Linked DNA regions of Homo sapiens: region 1 is linked to region 2. A link is a loop called in an ENCODE intact Hi-C map of the cell type or tissue named here. Cell type or tissue: heart left ventricle. All regions are shown on one strand.

Region 1 (2,500 bases), 280 kb after region 2:
ATCAGAGAAGGAATAAAGATATCAGAAGGAGTTGTATGCCATCATTGTTATGAATAGTTTACAAAGCAATTTTTTACAACCTTCTAAAGTCATAACTAATTAAACCTGGCAATCCCAGTGAGCCAGGTAACAATTATTTTCCATGCTTTACACACAGGAAACTGATATATAAGATTAGGTGACTTGCCTCAGGCCAAAGAGAGGTAGATTTGTTGGAGGCAGAATGCTAAAATCACAGTATTTTTGCTTTCATCAAAAAAAGTTATAAGAAACTAGACTAACATTTCATAACATTAAAAAAGTCCCTCAAACTTCATAGTTAATTTTCACGAAAATCATGTAAGGTGGATGAACATTGAGTAGCACCATTTTACTAATGAGAACTCCATGGCCAGTTGCGGCCTTGTGCAAGGGGAATGTCAGTGAAGCATTTGAGAGAGCCCATGAGTGGAAGAGAGCAGATGGCATGATGAGTGTGAAGACACAGAGTTACAGGAAGAGGAAGGCTGGTTCTTACCTTTGAAAATAGCTGGGACTCTGTTCCTGTATCCTCAGGAGCATTTTCTCAAAAGAACAAAATTCAAAGTCACTTGAGGACAAAGGGGCAGAAAACTCAGCTTATGACCAGAAAAGCGGGTACCAGTCAGTAGTTCTCCATCTCGAGGGGTAGATGTTCTGCATCTGTTTGATGAAATCATTACTTCACTGGGGGCTGGAACCAAGAGGTTCAAGAGGGTCTATTCAGACACAGCCAGTCTGGCATATTTTTCTATTTGTACGTATGCTATAAGCCACATATGTACACAGATATGATCATACATATCTTTGGCTCATCCACAGTGCCTGGGACAGTGAGGGCCTGGTGCATTTGATGCAGGATTTTTCTTGGCCCCTTCAACAGACTCATAGAAGGGGCACCCCACCTATTCGGTCTGCCATGCTCAACCCCTTGCAGGAGGGAGCACGTGAGCAAGCAAGTGCAAGATCCGGCTGGCTGCTCCGGCTGCTGACACAGGAGCAACTTCTGTGCAGGGCCTGCATCCAGACCAGGTGTGTCACCTTGAGGGGAATGCAGCAACACCCAGGTAAGGATGACTGCAACCCTAAGCCCCAGAGGGGGTGTTACAGTGCTCCTTTAGTTCTGCCATCTGCAGACTTGTATTAACAGCTCAGTTGGCCCCTTGCCTCATCGTGTGGGGTGGCTGCTCTGCCAACAAGGGCAAAGGGCTGGTGTTACAGCCTTTCTGAGTACCTGCACTTGATGGGTCCTGAGCTCTTGTCCAGCATCCAAGACAAAGGAGATCATGTGAACAACTGAAGGATGGTGAAGGCAGAGAATTTTTATTAAGGGCTGAAAATGGCTCTGGGTGGAGAGGAGAACTGGAGAAGGGACAGGAAGGGCAGGTCGTCTTCCCTGAAGTCAGGTTGTCCCTCTCCCTGCAGTCAGGCTGTCGTCTCCTCTAATGACTGAGTCTGGGGTCTTTATAAGCACAGGATGGGGAGTGCATACTGATTGGTTTGTGAGTATGCAAAAAAGGTTAAAGCGAAGATACCACTCAAAGGTGGGCCTGACAGTGTAGAAAACCAATTAGGAAAGGGTAGGTATATGTAAAATAGATGAAGGGTGGGGATCCATCAGAGGAAAGCACACCAAACAGGAAGACAAGCTCTCAGTCCAATCCGAGGATTTAACTTGTAGCTTGACTTTCAGGCTTTAAACTCTCTTTGGCTTGGAGTTGGGGTTTCACCCAGTACCTGCCCCTATCTGCTGAGGCATTTGGCTGCCTCCTGTCGCTATCACATTGAGCAGTGCTTGATATGTTACTGAAGTGCCAGGGGTTTGGTCTAGGTCTTGCTGTTCTCAGCACAGAATGTCAATCACTGAGACAACAAGTATTGCCAGAGAAGAAGGCTTTAATCAGGTGTTGCAGCCAAGGAGAATGGGAGATTTAGTCTCAAATCCATCTCAGTAATGGACTAAAATTGGGAGGTTTATACAGGAAAACAGGGAATTAGGGAGGAACAAGGAAGCAATCATGATGAATGAGGGGTCTTGTATCTCATTGTCTGGATGTAGTGATTGAGTGAGTTTCATTCCCTTGAGTGAGGGTTGATTTCCTGAGGAAGGCACTCAGAATAGACAAGTGTAAGTTTCTAGTTTTAATTCAGAGGGTCAATTTCTATGTTTATTCAAAAACATTCAAATATCATTTCTATGGGACAATTGGGCTGGTTTCAGATACACGTCGTCAAAGTTTTTGGAGCATGACTGCAAGATTCTGGAGGAGAAGAGAAGAGATGAGAGATTATAAATTGAGTGATTGTGTTTTCACCTGTCCTGGGATATATAAGATTTAATACACTAACCAGTGATCTAGATGACTAAACAGAGTACAGTATCCCTCTGTATCTGAGGGTTCTTCCCCACTTGTGAGTCAACAAATCCCAGATAAAAATATTTGAAAAAAAATTAAAAATAAAAGAATAACCGTACAACAAT
Region 2 (2,500 bases):
GTGGTGTGATCTTGGCTCACTGCAACCTCCACCCCCCAGGTTCAAGCAATTCTCCTGCCTCAGCCTCCCGAGTAGCTGGGATTACAGGCACACTCCACCATACCTGGCTAATTTTTTGTATTTTGAGTAGAGAAGGAGTTTTGCCATGTTGGCCAGGCTAGCCTCCAACTCTTGGCTAGTCAAGTCATCCGCCCACCTCAGCCTCCCAAAGTGCTGGGATTACAGGCATGAGCCACTGCATCTGGCCAACATCAGCTTTTAAACAGAAAAAAAAAATTTAGGTGTCAGCTCAATTATTTCTCTTTGAAAGAATTTAAATGAAATAGAAATTATTTTAATTAGCTGTTAGGATTATTTGGCTTGTGAACTCAATTTCAATTATTTGGCTTGTGAACTCAGTACACAAAAATGTATTTATTGACTCAAATAATTTGGAAAACCAGGGCTTATCAGTCCAGCTTTAGATATGACTAGATTTAGAAGTTCAAAATAATTTTCTCTGCTTACTAAACTTGAAGTTGGCTGCATTATTGGGCAGGCTCTCCCCACAATGTGGCAAAAATGACCAGCAGCAGTTCCTAGTTTATGTTGTACTGGCAGCTGGAATTTCTAGTAAAAATAAAAATAAAAAGTCAATTTTTCAATAGCTCCAACAGAAGACCCAGGGAGAGCTTTTATTGTCCTGGCTTTGGTCATGTGATCATCCCTGGATGTAATCACCATGAATGAAGAAATCCAGTACTTTATTGGCCAGGTTTCCATGATAGCAGCCCTAGAGCCAGGAGTTCTAGAGCCCCACCTAAAGAACTTGGACTCAGAATGGGAAAAAGCTCCTAAAGAGCTGAACAAAGCACAGGTTAACTATGTCTCTCATTATCTTTCCATCCCTTGGCTGCCCAGTATCCATATGAGCCTTCTTTCTATTTATAAAATTCTCAAAGTGGCCCTTGCAAATATACCTCTACCAGAAAAAATTCCCTACCTTCACTCTAAAGGGAGACTATGCTTAGGCTCATCCAGTTACTGCTTTCAACTTCAATTCCAGAATCTCTAAGTTATGACATTTTTTTGGTTGGGTCTAAATGTAGCTCATCGTGGCTTGGCAACCTCTGGCTAAAAGATAAATTTAGCACTGCCACTTCACATTGGTAGAGAGAAAATGCCATCACTGCAATAAAACTTCCATTTGGAAAAGGCGAGAAGGGCAACCACTGAAGATTGATCTCAAGTCCATCACAATGATCTCATGCTGCTGGGCAAAGAGAGCAAGGACTCTCTGACCTGGCAGTGGAGGGAGTTCTTTGTTCAGGAATCTGGCTGGCCCTTCACTGCTTTCTGGGAGGAACTCCCTTTCCTATTGTCCTGCACAGCTATGCGTCAGATGGACACCAGGAAGTTCCTGTTCTAACAGCTAGAACATTTTAGTTCCTCCTTCCTGTGGGTGTGGGTTTGGGCACTGAAAATTCGCCCTACGAGTTAGGCATTCTCTGGGCTGTTTGCTGAGCCTTGGCATTTCACTGGCAATGCCACAGCCTCTCCTGACAGATCTGTTGGCTGTTGCTCTGTTAATTTCTTGGATACTCCCTACAGTGGTAACAAAGCCAGAGCTTTTGTGGAGTCATGGCCCATCAGCCTGGTTCCAAACCTCACTGATTCTCCCTCTTAGCAATCAGCCTTTATGCTCTACCCCTCTCCCTAGCCATTTGGGCCTCACACTTGGAGGCAATGGGCTGAAATCACACAGATCCTCACCCCTCAGTGGTGGAATTCCTAGGGATGGCTTTTGGAGTAGAATTGTACCTGCTCTCTTTGAATGTACAGCAGCAAGTGTTTGGAACCCAGATCCCTGGTTGACCAGGATCCCAATCTCTTTTCCCGTTATGTTTCCTGCTTGTACTAAATTTAGCATGGGGCAGAGATTTACACATCCTAAAGGCCAATGGTTATCTGCTGTTGGCCATTTTGGAGTGCCTGGAGCAGGCAGAAAGGATGACTCTTAGGAAGGACCAAATCCCTTTTCCTCTTTCCTTCTGCAACTGCCAGATGAGGCTGAAGGTCGTTCCTTTCCTATATGGTCTTACTGAAGGCCAAAAGAAGTAGCCAACAACCTCCAAAATTCTGGCATCTTTTTCCTGATTCCATAAAACTTGATATTTACAGTCAAGTCATGCATTGCATAATGATGTTTTAGTCAACAACAGAGTGCATCTATGGTGGTGATCCCATAAGATTATAATAACATATTTTTACAGTACCTTTTCTATGTTTTCTATGTTTTCTATGTTAGATATGTTTACATACACAAATACTTAACCATTGTGTTACAGGTGCCTACAGTATTCAGTAAAATAGCATGCTGTACAGGTTAGTAGCCTAGGAGCAATAGGCTATATCATATAGCTTAGGTGTGTGATAGGCTATACCATCTAGGTTTGTATAAGTAAACTCTAGAATGTCCCCACAATGACAAAATTGCCTAATGATGCATTACTCGGAATTT

The links. A loop is a pair of places that touch in the nucleus more often than their neighbours do. Peaks named below come from ENCODE experiments on the same cell type or tissue, not always from the same donor. Only the 100,000 strongest peaks of a DNase experiment are listed, where the experiment ranks them.
Region 1: a loop joins it to region 2, with 2.3 times the contacts of the local background. A loop is called at or near these places in 3 of 110 quality-filtered maps.

Annotation. Positions count from the first base shown.
Region 1 is chr13:33,232,375-33,234,874 of GRCh38, reverse strand. The region is part of intron 1 of STARD13 (StAR related lipid transfer domain containing 13); the gene reads left to right. Among named protein-coding and RNA genes, the nearest start is that of STARD13-AS, 44 kb to the left of the region's middle. In heart left ventricle, no CTCF peak of the experiment used is centred here; a DNase peak (open chromatin) is centred at 1,184; H3K27ac peaks cover 532 bases.
Region 2 is chr13:33,508,775-33,511,274 of GRCh38, reverse strand. It overlaps a transcript of STARD13 not described here. Among named protein-coding and RNA genes, the nearest start is that of LINC02344, 170 kb to the right of the region's middle. In heart left ventricle, a CTCF peak has its summit at 1,337; no DNase peak of the experiment used is centred here; H3K27ac peaks cover 2,499 bases.